Regions from separate parts of the Mus musculus genome. Here region 2 is linked to region 1. A link is a loop called in an ENCODE intact Hi-C map of the cell type or tissue named here. Cell type or tissue: left cerebral cortex. All regions are shown on one strand. Each heading gives the region's core, and the rest is flanking DNA. Links, peaks and the distances in the headings are about the cores only.

Evidence for each region. Peaks named below come from ENCODE experiments on the same cell type or tissue, not always from the same donor. Only the 100,000 strongest peaks of a DNase experiment are listed, where the experiment ranks them.
Region 2: it touches region 1 in a loop (2.6-fold over the local background); 2 of 42 quality-filtered maps call a loop at or near these places.

What each region holds. Positions count from the first base shown.
Region 1 is chr3:51,195,215-51,202,860 of GRCm38, reverse strand. No RefSeq gene overlaps it. Among named protein-coding and RNA genes, the nearest start is that of Gm40044, 21 kb to the left of the region's middle. In left cerebral cortex, for the core only: CTCF peaks have their summits at 2,745 (motif pointing left), 4,357 and 5,197 (motif pointing left); DNase peaks (open chromatin) are centred at 3,586, 4,402 and 5,397; H3K27ac peaks cover 1,575 bases.
Region 2 is chr3:50,976,513-50,984,158 of GRCm38, reverse strand. No RefSeq gene overlaps it. Among named protein-coding and RNA genes, the nearest start is that of Gm35756, 63 kb to the left of the region's middle. In left cerebral cortex, for the core only: a CTCF peak has its summit at 4,377 (motif pointing right); no DNase peak of the experiment used is centred there.

The DNA of each region.
Region 1 (7,646 bases), core at 2,303-6,302:
GGTCAGAGGCCAGCTGCCCAGTGGACTCATGTACCCTTAGATTGCTAGTACTCAGAGCGGCCCTATATCAACCTCCGCCAAGATCCAGGCAGCTGGCCAAGAGGCAAGGGCAACCTAGGACAGGGCAAAGGGGCAGGCAGCACCTGCCTAAAGGCAGGGCCTACTTGGTCATCTAGATGGTCAAATTATAGGGCTCAGAATAAGGAGGTGCCGTGAAGCCTATCCCTGAACATATGATGCCCAATACCAAAGAACTACAGAGCTGGGATGTAATTTATTATCCCTGTAGCTTTGATAAAGAGCTCACTGAAAGGCCGAAAGCTACCGCAGCGTGGGAGGGAGGATGCCAGAGGGTGGTTGGTCTGAGGACCAGAGCTGAGCAGATTGAGGATTAAACAGAAGTCTTGAAGCTCATATGGGGAAGGGAGATGGAGCCATGATCTATAGATACAAGATGCCCCCCAACTTCTGCTGAGCATACTGGGAGCCAGACAGTAAATGCTAACTTGACTGGGTTTCAAGTGAAGCTTCCTGTCACCGTGGATGCTTGCTTGTACAAGGCCCTAGGTTCAGCTTCCAACACCTTCCCCAGGGAAACATAGCGAGAGCAAAACTGAATTTCCCCTCAAGCGTTAGCCCAAAGCCACCATAGGCAGCCTGCTGTGGACGAGACTGTCACTCTCGAAACTGAGCCAGGTCTGAGTCAGCACAGTTAGTTTACCTTGAACCTTCTCCAAGGTAAAGATGGAACATTTCATGGGTTTCGTACACGGTAATGAAATGCCACGTCTGTGTCCATCCCCAGAAACACTCTTTTTAAAGAGTATTTTCTTTTTAAAACGGCATTTCTCTCCCTCTCTTCTTCCTTTGTTCCCTCCCCTCTCTCCCTCCAACCTTCCCGCCCTTCTCCATAGCTGAGGATGACCCCGTAGCTGAGGCGCTCTGATCCCCAGCTTCTGTCTCCTGAGAGCTGGGACGTCACGTGTTCACCACCACACCTGGCTTATTCAATGCTTGGAGTGGAACATAGGGCTCCGTGCATGCTAGGTGAGCGATCTACCGAGCCCCGTCTCAGTCTTAAAATAGCATGTTCAGTGATTTCTCCAGAATATTGTTGGTTAGCCAGAGCGAGAGGTTTCAGAACCTAGGGATGGGCTCACCCATCTGATAGAGCAGACCATGAGGCTGGCGAGTCCCCAGCCAGTCTGTGCTCTTGTACCACAATAGGTACAGCCTTGGCTTCTTCAGATGGGGTAGCTATGCTCGGCTTCTAATGTCAAACTCCTTGTTACTACGTTCGCGTTTGTCTGTAGGTTACAAGCTCCCAGTCAGGCAGACAGGCCCCTGTCTTGTGAACCTCAGAGTATTTTGTTCTATAACGCTGCAACATGAATCTCTCTCCTAACTCAAGCTTCATAACACCCCTCTCTGGGCGTTTCTGCTCCCCTGACACCCTATTTCTCAGACATCTAAGGATTCTGGGAGTGAGCTAGTCCACCTAGCAGAATCTATTTCTGATCACACAGGGGCTGCCGGAGCTGGTGAAATGTTGCTCAGACACGATTGAAATACAAGTCTCACTCCCTGCCTTGTCAGATGTACAAGTCAATCGTTCCCTCTTGCTCGACTACGCATTGATGGCATTTTCTATCGACCAGAGCTCAGTCCAGCCCGGAGCCTTTAGTACTATACATGACTTTGGCCTTTCTGTATTGGCTGCTGGAGGAGGAGGTGCTCTGGGCCCTGCAGATACAAGGGTCAGGTTATTCACAGCTCTCTTACCTCAGCACTGGCTGTATTGAGAAGTTTTGTTTGCTTTGTTTCCAACCAGATCACCTTAGCTGTTGCCAGAAGGTGTGGATTCCTTCTCATTTTTATGATTGCTGTAGCTTGGTGTGGTCTCATAAACGATAAACTAATGCCACTCTGTAGGTAGTTCTAATTTTACACGTTTGTCAAGCTCTGAGTCATCGGTTCTGTGATTCTGAGCTCCCTTCTTTAAAACAAAACAAAACCCTTGGCTCTTTTGGGAGCCGAGGATGTAGCTCAGTGGTTAGAGCTCCTAGCATGCATGACAACTTGGGTTTGAATCCCGGCACTTGGCAGTCAGAAGCAGAACTTCAAGGTCACTGCCCCCCCCCCCCCACATATATATGGAGTCCTGCATTAGCACTTGAGACTCTGTCTAAAAAAAAAAAAGCAAAATTCTGTTTTCTTCCCGGGGGACAGAGTTTGGGTTGAATTCCCTTCCTTAGAGAGAGGCAGGAGGGAGGGTGGACTGACATTTGCTCCCTTTTGTGTGGGATTGTGGGTGACATGAGGGCACCCTCCCTGCTTTCTCGGTGACCAAACCTGTTTTCCAGGACAGAGCAGCCAGCTTTGGCACACTAGCCGTTTCCAGGGCAGCACAAGAGAAGCTGAGTTAGCTTAGGATGGAAATTCCATTGCTTGTATGGAATTCAGACATTACTGGGTGGGAAATCAGCTAGCTTCAGAAATGAGCACACAAATAGTCATTAGAAAGTGGATAAGGGAATGGGGCCGACATAGGGAGTCTAAGTAACATACACGAGGGCTAGAAGAGGTGACTCAGGGGTTAAGAGGGTGTACTGCCCTTGGAGGGGACCCCAGTTTAATTCCCAGCACCCATGGTCAGCAAGGAGATTACAACTGCCTGTAACTGTAGGTCCAGGAGAACTGATGCCCTCTTCTGGCCTCCTCTGGCACGGCACTCACCTGCATATCTGCACCTACCCAGCATAGCATAATTACAAATAAAATTAAAAACCTAATAGAGATGATCTAGCAATTCTACCCTAGACAATTACCCATGAGAAACAAAACCTATAATCCATACAAAATGTGGATATGGCCGCTCACAGAAACAGAAACGAGTCAAATGTCTGTGGATTAGTGAAGGGGAAATGTGCTCTGTCCTTACAATAGAGCGTTATTAAGCCATCCACAGAGAATGAAGTACCTGATAGGTGTTATAATATGAATGAGGCTTGAAAACATCACGAAAGTCTATTTAAAGGAAATGTCTCAAATCAGCAAGCCCACAGAGACAGGAAACAGATTAGTAGTTGTTTAGGATGGTTTTAAGGGTGATGTGTGTGTGTGTGTGTGTGTGCGCGTGCACGCGTGCACATGGAGATCAGAAGACAACTGTGGGATTTAGTTCTCTCCACTCTGTGGGTCCTGGGGATGGAACTCAGGGGTGAGTTTTTTTTTTTTTTTCCTGAGTGTTTTATCTCAGTATCAGAAAGGGACAAGAAGGCTTGGGCAGCAACGAGTTGAATCTTCCTCTCACTTCTCTTCCTTCTCCTGCTCCTACTCCCTTCCCCTCCCCTCCTTTTCTTGCATGACACCAGGGATCAATTCAAGGCTTTGTATCTGGAGGCAAGGGTTCCACCACTGCACTAAGCTTCCATCCCGGAAACTGGGTTTGAAGGAGTCCTGTGCGCTGGTGCGCTCCGCTCCTGAACCTCGGGGTAATCACTGTGGGAAAGAGAGAAACACAGCCAAGAGCCAGGGATAAGAAACCACATGACGCCCTCCTCACAACTCTGTTTCCTGTTACTGAAAGAAAAGCATCTCTGTGTGGAATAGTTAGGAAGAAGAAAAGAGCAAGCTGGGGGTGGTGCTGTTGTAATCTCAGTTCCAGGAGGCAGAGGAAGAGGGGTGAGAACTCAAGGGCTACACAGAGAGGCTTTGTTTCAAGAAACAGAATCAGCCGGGCAGTGGTGGCGCACGCCTTTAATCCCAGCACTTGGGAGGCAGAGGCAGGCAGATTTCTGAGTTCAAGGCCAGCCTGGTCTACAGAGTGAGTTCCAGGACAGCCAAGGCTACACAGAAAAAACCTGTCTCGAAAAATCAACAGAAGCAGTTAATTTCCCTGTCATTGCTTTTATTTTAATGTGGAATGTCTCTCCCTCTCTGCCCCGCCCCCCCATACACATGCCCATCTCCTACCTTGAATGTGCCAAAGTGCCGAAATGTCGATGCTTCTCTTAATTGAATTCAATTAGATTGTCCATCCTCATTTCTGCTGGCAGAAGGAAACCATTCCTTAGGACAAAAGCTCACTGGAATTTGGGGGTTTTCCTGTTCCCCCTTTCTTTCCTTCTCTTCTGTTTCTTCTCAGACTAGCCCAGGTCATGCATTGCTGGCTTAGAGAAGGGCTGACCTTTGCAAACTGTGGATGCTGCTGGGTATACACTTGCAATCCCAGCACTCAGGGGGCAGAGGCAGGTGGGTCTCTCTGAGTTTAAGGCCAGCCTGGTCTAGACAGCTAACACACATCCTTTCCTGGGCTCACTTAGCACTTCTATCCCTCTGCCACCCAGAGGTACTGCAGTGTAATGGAATCTGTGGCTCTGGTCCCTTTGGAATGGGAAGACATCCAAGCTTGCTCATTCACGGTTGGAGCTGGAGTGCTGTGCCTGGAACCAGGAAGATGCTAAGGAGCAGATGAAAAGTTAAAGGAGATGGTGACTCTCAACACACACAAGGTTCCTGAATAAGAACAACACAAAGGGATGTGTGGGCTGTTATGGGGTGGCAAGTCACAAGTCCACAGTTAAATGACTGTCCCTTTAGGAGACCTTGAACTCTCAGGTATTTGCCTGCCCCTGCCTCCCCAGTGTGGCTTAGACTTGATTATTGACAATCTCTCTATTTTTCTGAGAAAAGACTATGGAGCCTCTGTCTCGTCGGAGCATATTTCAGGAAACATACCAGGCCAGGCTTTGTGTGTGGAGTTACTAAGCCTTTATTCCAAAGATGTATTTATTTATTTTAAGTATGAATACAAGTGCTCACAGAACCCAGAGGTGTTGGCTCCCATGGAGTTATAGGCCCTTATGGGGCATCCTTTGCGGGCGCTGCTAGCAAGCTGGGGTTTCTGGAGGTGCAGTTCATGTTCTGACCCACTGACATCCAAACTCTATACAGGTGCCTTTGGGTATTTTCCCAGTGAAGTGGGTATGTTTAAATTGGTTGTCAACCTTTTGGCTATTGGTTAGAAGCAGCAAAAAAGAAAAAAAAAATCAAGACTAATTGTTTTCAGTAATATCCTTTCTGTAAAAAACGCAGTGTGCTTTACTGGTGATTAACACAGTCCCTCTGAAAATGGAAGCCAGGGCCCCATGATGTTTGCCTTGGACCAGCCTCCCCTCTGGGACCCCCTGGTGGCCCGGTGGAGGGCTGGGTGCAGCTGGGGACTGTAGAGGCCATCAGTACCTACAATGCAGCTGTTCCTGGTTTTCCGGGATCATTTCCAGTTACAGAGAATTCCCCAGGAGATGACCAGTCAGAAATGCAGGGGGGAATTCCTCCACAGAATTTCTGGAACGAAAAGGATTCCATTTTCCTTAAAAAGGCTCCGCTGTTGAACCTCCTCCTGCCTCTGACTCACTTATAATTAATGGCATCAGCAGATCGGAACTTGATGGCTGTTCTGAAAACTGTTTGTGGGTTACATTTATTTTTGGATTTCTATGCAAACGACAAAGCAGAGTTTGGAAATGTTAAAAAAAAAAAAAGGTCATGATGTAATTTTTGTACTGTGATTTAACCTGAAGGCCGGGGCCTGAGAGGAAGTGGAAGGGAGCTGGTGTGAGGAGCTATTTCAAAAGCTGGGTGTCATGGCACTAGCGGGCATTTCCAGCCCCCCTGGGAGCTGCGGAAGGAGAGCCACTGTGAGGTTCAGGCCAGCATAAACTACATGAAATCCTGTCTCAGAACAATAAGTACAGCTCCCACACAATAACAATTACAACAACAACAAAATGAAATCCCAGCCCCCTCTTCCCCGGGGTCAGGAGAAACCTATTTCCAAGCTGAGCGTTTTCATGTGTACCTGTAACCACAGCCCCTGTGAATCCAAAGCAGGCATGAGGGTTGCTGGAAGGTAAGGCCAGCCCAGACCTCAGAATAAAGCCTTGTCCTGGTAACTGAAGAGAGATGACAGACAGATAGACAGATAGACAGACAGACAGACAGCAGTCAGATTTCCTAATTACCCCTCTCCTCAGTTACTGTGGGTTGTGACTGAGTGACCCCTTAACTAGTGGGTCAGGGATGCAGTTAGAAAGGTAGTCATGGTGTTTCTCTGACTATAGAACCGCTGTGTACACAGAGAAGGAATCTTATCCACAGGAAAGAATGAAAGACCGTGAAGAAGAGTGTAGTGGGAATCTTAATAAATCCCAGCTTGGGGTTCCTTCCTGCCTTTGACCATTTATGTCCCCGAATGAAAGATACACACAGCTATATGTGTGTGTATTAAGATTTACTTATTTACTTTATGTATATGAGTACACTTTAGCTGTACAGATGGTTGTGGGCCATCACGTGGTTGATGGGAATCGAACTCAGGACCTTTGCTCGCTCTGGCTCCGCTCGCTCCGGCCCAAAGATTTATTTATTATTATATGTAAGTACATTCTAGCTGTCTTCAGACACACCAGAAGAGGGCGTCAGATCCCATTACAGATGGCTGTGAGCCACCATGTGGTTGCTGCGATTTGAACTCGGGACCTTCAGAAGAGCAATCAGTGCTCTTAACCGCTGAGCCATCTCTCCGCCTTATATTTTTAAAATATGCCTTATGCAGCACAAGAGCTGGGCAACTGCCTACCCTCTATGCTGTTAGAATCTACCTCCTTCGGGTTGCTACTTACAAATTTCTGTGTTCCATCTTGGCTGCTCTTAACTCCAATTGGTCAGCCCACGGTCTCTTGGCCCAGAGCTCAGGCCTCTGCTTGCTTCTCTACTTCATGGCGGATATTATCTCTCTCTCCTGAACATTCTTCCGAGAGATGGCAGCTCTTGTCCCCCTCCTCCAGTTCCTCGTGGTCCCAAGCCTGGGAAACCTAAACTGCTGCCTATGTCTCTTCTCCCCAGCTATTGGCTGCTGGCATCTATCTTAACCAATCAGAATCAACTGGGGGAGGGTCCCTCAGTGCGGACTTTCTCGTGCTAACAGTTTTGGGGGACCCAATTAACATTAGACTACAAGCAACTTTAGGCCTAACCCAATACAGAGGAGTGTTCTGCTCTTCTCCGAGCCGGAAATAATCTCTCTGAAGTAACTGTTGATGTTAAAGAGCATTTACCTTTAGTGCTTGACAGAGACGGTAATTTTTGTGTGAAACATGTAATTTGGACACTTAGGAAACATGCTAAATGCTAAGTAGATGCTTTGCATCCAGGAGCACACCATCCAGAGCGGTGACTATTTTAGCAATCTCTTAAGTTTCACGATGCTGAGAAACTCAGCTGCACTGACAAGCTCTGGGGGCGGGAGTGAGTCACCGAGTTGTGTGACTCACACAGGCTGGGCGGCTGGCTTCCCAGGGGTTTGCTTTGCTGTTTCCACATTTTGGCGTGATGCTCTATGGCTGGGAGAGTCTGGCGCACCCCACATTTCACTCTCTTCCTGCTCATTGGCTAGATGAGTCACCCAAATAATAGAAGACATTCTTACTTTCTTTGAGGGGTAGACATGTGAGTAAGTTTTGGCCAGTGAGACATAAATAGACGCATAGGCAGCTCTCTGGAAGTGTCCCTTTCTCCAATGTCTTCTGAGGTGAATACAAAGGCAATAGCTAGGCTCATCACCTGCCGTGGGCCTCGAGGAT
Region 2 (7,646 bases), core at 2,397-6,396, 220 kb after region 1:
GGTGTTTTTCCAGCAGGCTGCTATCACCTACACATGGTTGTTATGCATGTTATGGCTCTTGCATTTAATGATTGTGTTAAATGATGTTGCTTTCATGGTTCGGAGGGATGGTGTGCAAAGGCTCCGTGTATTTTAGGATGCTGGGACTGAGTGATGTGTTCCATCTGTCTCTCTGGCACAAGTTTTTACTTCAAGTTTTCTGTGTTAAGGGTCTGAGGTTGTCACATTTATGTCATTTCTTCTCAGTGTCAAAACTTGTCATGTCTTCTCAATAGATTAAGGAAAAGAAATTCTACTTTCAGTTTTTGTCCTTGTTTGATGCTTGTGGCCTGATTTCTGGCATTTAAAAAAGACTTCAGGATTTCTTTGAAAGTTGCAGTTTTGGTCCTTTATCTGCCCGGGTGTTTACTTGCCTCTATTTCTTCCATGTGTGTTTTCTTCCTCTTCCTCTTTCTCTTCCTCCTCCTCTTCTTCCTCCTCTTCCTCCTACTTCTCCTCTGTCTTCTTTTTTCTTGATGCTGAGGACTGAACCCAGGGTCTGTGCATGCTAAGCACACACGCTACCTCTGAGCTGCCCTATCCAGTCTGCTTCTTAAGCAAGACTTTCCGTGGCTCTTCTACTGACCCTACAGGAACACAATAGGCACCTCATAAAATTTTGCTCACGTTAAATTTCAGGTTGGATTCAGAGAAGGCGCCATTTGAATGAATGCTGTTTTACTGGGCCATGTGTATGCTGAGGTGTTTCAGAGGGTTATGGCCTTATGTCAGGCAGCAGATTAGAGCTGAACTCACCCTGCTGATAACCCGCCATTCCCTGTGTAAATCAAGAGCAGATGTGCAAGCTGCAGGCAGAGAGTGCAGACTGACACAGTTCTACAAGCTGACCTGATAAGTAAGAATATTCATAGGCTGATGAAAATGTTTAAAAAGGAATATTTGTACACTGGAAAAAATCGCACATTGGAAAAATGCCCACAACTGCTCCGGGAAAGCCAAACCCATAGTCATTCTACTCTTGAGGAAGCCAAATCTATTTTGGGGTATTTTGAAAATCAGATTTATTGCCGTGATTATTTGAAATACTCTTCTAGAGAGAGAACAAAGGATGTATTTTGTCTTTCATCCCAATAACTCGGGTGATATGTGGCCCTTGATTTTGATCAGTTGAGGTAGTGCCCTGTGATAATAAATGAGGAGGCAGAGACGATAAACTGCCCGGTCCACCCACTCACCTCCAGCCTTTAAACACAGATTGACTCTGGACATGAAAGGACTGTTAAGCAGTTAACCTGCACAAACGGCCGCCAGGCAGCTGAGGATGAACTGTCCTTTGATGGCAGCATCTCAGTGGCTCCTTGATTATATCCCCAAGGATTCGCATATCTTAGCCACCAGAACGGCCATGTGGCAATTCTCCACTGTGTGGAGAAGAAGAGGATCACAAACCGGCAGATTAAATGACTTGGGAGGGAGAGAGAGGGGGAGGGTGGTGGGGTGGGGTCCGTGGGTCTCAGAACGAGCCAAATGTGAGGAGGAATCCTGAACAAGAAAGGGAGTAAATCACAAGGTGCCCTGATGTTTCTGGGTCCTGCTCTCTTCTCCCCACTTGTAAGAATTGAATGCTGCTCCCAAAACTGAATCCTCGTAATGGAAGGATTCTGGGATAAAGGGTTCATTTTCTACTTCCCGAATGGGGAAGTCATCACTAGAAAGACTACTGGTGTTTGTTTGTGGTACTAACTTGTATCGCTGAGTGGTAAAGTTTAAAGGTATAAAATCTATTATGTCTATGTTTATAGGGGTCTATAATGGTTTTATTTTCTATTTAAAAAATATCGATCCAGGTGTCATAGCTATCCATATCTCAGCATTTAGGAAGGGAAGGCAGGAAGAATAGTGAAGTCAAGACCAGCCTAAGTTACATAGTGAGTTGAAAGCCAGCCTGGGCTACAGAGTGAGACCCTGTCTTACCACCACCACCACCACCCACCTGACCCAAACCCTAAAATAAAAGGATACTGGGGGAAAAAGGAAATAGTTCAATGTCACTAGGATATAATCATAATATGACCAAGCACAAAATTGAGGCACAGGGCACAGGAAGTACCCGGGTAAAAGACGATGAAGCCTCAGCTACCTGGCTCTTCAATTCATGACAATTTGGTTCACGCCATTCGATTTCAGTTCCATTCAGCAGCCGTTCGCTGCAGTTATTTGCAAGGCACTGCAGTAGAACCTGCAGAGAATAAGAAGATACAATTTGGTCCTGGTGGTGGTTGTAGCAGTAAAGATCGTGAGACCAAGTTAAGACCAGTAGACAAACTTAGTACTCATAACAGAGGCAATATTCACCTCACAGAGCTTTAGTTAAAAAGCACCCACAAGGGTCATGATCCTCATGTGTGACGATTATTTCCAGGGTACAGGACAAAATTACAGAAGCAGCTGAGGGCAGTCATTGGCGGTGCTGACTGTGAACCCAATAAAGGTTATATAAAGACAGGTGTATATGTGTGGCCCAGAATAAGAGCATGGCTGTTACCCTGAGCCCCCCTTCTCATGGTGGACTCTGCATGGTCCTAGAGGGGCTCATAGCTGCTTTTGCTCCAACTGACCTCTCCTGTTCATCTCCTACTGCCAGTAATTGTCAGCTTTGTGAAAACTGCTAAATCCTCTTGATTTTAAATTCTTTTATCTCTGCAATAGAAATAATATTCTTACTAGTATACTAATTTCAGGGATGTATGGATTAAGAGAGATAATACATGTAATATCCTTAGGACAACATCTGGCGAGATCATTTTTTTAATTCACATTTTCCCTTTCCTCACAAAGTAGGCAGGTCCATCCATTCGCCTGTTGCTTTAGTTTTATTTTTATGTTTGTTTATGTGAGTGTACGCATATCTACGTGTGAGCAAGCCTACATGTGTGGCAGTGCCTGCAGAGGGTAGACAGGGGTGTGGGAGATGGAGTTACAGGCTATTGTAAGCTGTCTGACCTGGGTGCTGGGAACTAAACTTGTGAACTCAGCACCAAAGAAAGGAAAGAAGAAAATTAAGAATCTGCAACTAATCAGAGCAATGTGTATTTCCTAAAATGGCGGGAACTGAGTGTTCTGGGGGAGGATATGGAAACTGACATTGATATTCAGAGGGCAATTTCAATCCTACAAAGCTTGTTCTAAAATGGTCCTTCTTCACTGGTGGGTTATGACTGAAAAGTAGCCATGTTCTGCTTGTCAATGTCTGACTGATTAGCAGTGTGACTTAGCTCTGATTTCTTTCCATATTTGGATTTTCCTTTTTGCTAAAATCGAGTAACACCCTTATGACAAAGTATGGTGGGCGCTTTCTAACTACCCACTCTCTAGACTTTGAGGTTCAATTCACCATGTTTAGTTTCTTGTCTTGCACTAGACATTTCCAGTTTCTCTTTCTTTGTTTCTTTCTTTGTCTTATTCTTTGCCCCCTCTGTTTTTCTCTCTCTTTCTCTCTCCCTCCCTCCTTCTCTCTCTTTATTCCCTCCATCCCTCTATTCCATCCCTCTTTCTTTTTTCTTTTAGATACAGGGTTTTCTTTTTAGAGACAGGGTAGCTCTGGCTATACTGGAACTGGCTCTGTAGACCAGGCCAGCCTCAAACTCAGATGTGCCTGCCTCTGCCTCCAGAGTTCTGAGAGCAAAGGTCACTGTCACCCTGCTCAGCCTCTCTTCCTTGAGAGTTTCCCAGATACATGAACAGTCAACTTTCTATTCTTGTCTTCCATTTCTTTGCTCCATCAATGTTTATTTTTATGTCAAAGGAACACTGAAAAGGTTTTATTAAATACAAGTCTTTATTTCTAGCATTTAAATCATTATTATAATGACCAAATCCTTAATTATCATGGGACAATTTTTCTCACTCCCCTGATGTGTCAGAAAAATCACAAAATGTTCTGTCTGGGGATATCACAGTAAATAGGTATTTTTAGTCATTTCATACAATGATGATCTTAAGCATATCATATATGACTCAGTGAGAAGAGTTATTTAAGGATAATATTTCCTTACGTCAATTATGGACAAACTTTTCATTCTCTTTCTTCTTCGATCTTTTCGCCATTTCTCTAGTTCACGTACCCAGTTCACCTCATAAATGGGAAAAACGTGATTTTTCTAAGATTTCTTGTATTGCTTTATCCCAATATTTTCTCTCCACATTATTTATTGTAGACAACTATATCTCACATTTAACTTGAATCGCAAGCAGGAGAAACATTCAACCATGTCCCTTATTTACTTTTTAAGATTTATTTTTGTGTGTGTGTATGCATGTTCCTGTGTCTGTGGGGATGTAAGCCACACATGTATGAGTGCCCACAGAAGCCAGAAGAGGGCACCAGACCCCTGGGGTTGTAGTTATAGGTGGGTTTAAGCAGTCCGGTTTGGCTATCCTGAACCGATTGATTTCAGGTTCTCAGGAAGAGCAGCAAGCTCTTCAATTCAATTTCCTGCTCAATCTTTGGTGTAGAATGAATGCATATTTGTCACTTCCTTCTTCAACCCAGTTTGGAGAGTCTTTACAGTTTGCTAGGCACTGGGCCATGTGCTGGAAGGTCAGGTGTGAATACGAGAGTCCCATGAGTGAAAGTTCAGAGTTACAAAGCAAAGACCAGCTGCTTGCTTGCTTGCTTGCTTGCTTGCTTGCTTGCTTGCTTGCTTGCTTGCTTGCTTGCTTCCTTCCTTCCTTCCTTCCTTCCTTCCTTCCTTCCTTCCTTCCTTCCTTCCTTCCTTTCTTTCTTTCTTTCTTTCTTTCTTTCTTTCTTTCTTTCTTTCTTTCTTTCCCTTCCCTCTCCTCCCTCCCTCTTTCTTCCTTTTATTGGTTATTTTATTTATTTACATTTCAAATGTTATCCCCCTTCCTGGCATTCTCCTATACTGAGGCATCAAACCTTCATTGGACCGAGGACCTCCACTCCCATTGATGCCAGATAAGGCCATCCTCTGCTACATATGCAGCCGGAGCCATGGGTCCCTCCATGTGTACTCTTTGGTTGCTGGTTTTTCTACATCATGCACAGTTCATAGTTAGTCCAGGTACTTGATCTTCTGTTTCACAGAGGAGCTCCGTTAGATCTGTTTAAAATGTTTGTAGTTCTGTAAAGTATGATAACCAGAAGGAAAATTTAATTTCTTAGAAGTTTAGCTTGGACTAAAAGAGGATTATTTTATTCATCTAAACTTAAAAAAAAAGACTTATTTGAACTGCTCTCATTGTAAGAAGCTTTCCTTATTTGTTAGAGGAGCAGACTGAGCTGACCGACAGTTACGCAATCCAACCTGGAGAGGTGTATTAAGAGCCACACTTGGCCTCTGAGCAGAGGAGGGGAAGTTGGTGCGAATAGTTGCCGAACAGGCATTTTTAATACATGATAAAAATAACCTTTTCGATATTTAAATCATTTTGTTGCCAAGGGCATTTAATCAGGCCCATTGCCAAATGCTAATTAATGATACAAGTGGAGAATTTTATTTAAATTTGTTATACTAATATGTTGAAATATAAATAGAAACTGCCAGTTGAGAGGAGCTTGTCAAAGGGTGGAGTGTGGAAAGCGAAGGGGCCTGGCATCAAACTTTAAAACAATAGATCCATAGTGCTTCAGAAGCTAATTGAGGCAGAGACCTTGCAAGGAAAGTAATTTATTAATTTAAAGACAGTCTTTTAAAAGATGTTAAAGGACTCTAAGCCTTGGGAATGGTATGATTTAGGCTAACTTGGTTGTGAGCAAGGTCTTTTGGGGCCACTGTGCATCTTGAATTGGAATGTCTTTATACAACTCATTCACTTTTAACACTGGCCTTGGTTGGCTTTGGTTCTCAGGTTATTTTTGGTCATGATGTGAAGCTGTCCTGTCTTGTGCTTTAGGCTCTCCTGATTTTCAAAGGAAGTTCATTATGGAGACGTGGTGGCATCTATGCCTAACAATACTAATAACATGCTCAGCAGAGCAGTGATGTACTGCTCTATACAGTCCTGTCTGTATTTCCGAGCTCCATCTTCCACTGGCATTCCCAATGCTTCAGCTTCTTATGCTCCTGACATATTTCCATGCATTTTTGTGGATGGAAATGAATCAGACCTAGGTAGATAGACCACCTTAAGGCAAGGGGATAGAGAAGAGGATGGAGCATACACCTCTATATTCTTTTTGCATGTGAACAAAAAATGCAAAGGTTGCTTCTTTCCCCAGGCTGGACCTTTAGACCTCTAAACCAATGTCCAGCAGCTAGCCAGTTCACTTCATAAAATGAGTCATTCTGGGGAAGGAAATAAATCACTTTGGGTCAAGGAATTGTTTCTACTGATTTGTGTGATGGTATTAGACAGGATTCAATGAAAGAGGAAGAGATGCAGGAATTAGGGGCCTGTAGGTGGTTGAGCAAAGTTGTAAGATTCAGTTGTTTTTATCCTGGTTGCTCTGAGGTTTCCTGTCTCAATGCCTGTGTTTGTATGGGTTTCCCTTCCTGGTGTGAGCATCCCCCCTCAAGTCACAATTCCTTTGTATTCATCCATGTGTTCTTTCACTGGAGAAGTCTCAGAGCACTAATCATGTAGAACTGGAGGTTCACTTTGCTATAAGGAAGATAATGAATATATTTCTATATCAAACCCTGTAATACTGGGGAAAGTCATTTTGGAATTGCTTGTGTACCTGTGCTTTCCAAGTAGATTCCTCTTCTATAGTGAGTGGAGTGTGTGTGTGTGTGTGTGTGTGTGTGTGTGTGTGATATCTTTGAGTTTTTTTCCTTCCTTCTCTATAGCCTGGCTTAGGAAAGTTATGCAACAAATATTTATTGAGGAGAGAGTATGCACAAATATGGTGATGGTGTGTCAAGCTCAACAGCGAGTGTCATTGGAAGATGCTAGTGACAGTGTGTTATCCTCTCTGTGGAGCAGCCCTATCGACTGTGCAACGCTGCAGCTATAACACTAGAAAGGGTTCGTTATGCACATCCTTAAGTCAAACGTTAACTTTTAACCACACATCCAAGTGCCCCAGACATCTGGGTGTGTTTAAGAGAGCTTCGCTCAAGTCTGCATCACCAAATGACTGTGAAGTGCCTGACAAGGCTTTTCAGTGCTTCTCTTTGCTCACAGAAGATCTCAGTCAAGATCTGGATTCATGCCAGTGCTGGGTGATGCAAGTCCTTCCGAATCTTGAGGGAAATGCAGTTTAATTGTTCTTCTGGAGACTGGATACTCTACCTGGAACCCTAGGGATGAAGCAGACTTCATGGGCCTCTTCCCTTTACAAAGCAGGAGAGTGAGGTTCAGAGAGTTTAAAGGACTCACTCAATGTCTCCCTGATCTTGGCAGAGCCACGCAGGTTTCTGTACTCTTCCATCCATCCAACAGAATGCAATATAATTTATAGATGGCTGCACTATTTGACTATCAGCTATAGACCAACATCTACATTTCTCAGCTGTCTTTGCTTTGCTCTCCATATATCATCTTGAGCTATTTTGATCTTCCCATGTCGAGTCTCAAGGGCCTCTGTCAAGTAGGCTCTTCTACAGATGAGGAGACTGTTTGATGTATATGTTAACATAGTTTGCTCGAGGTTAGTGACAACTAAGCCTGCATAGAAATGGTAG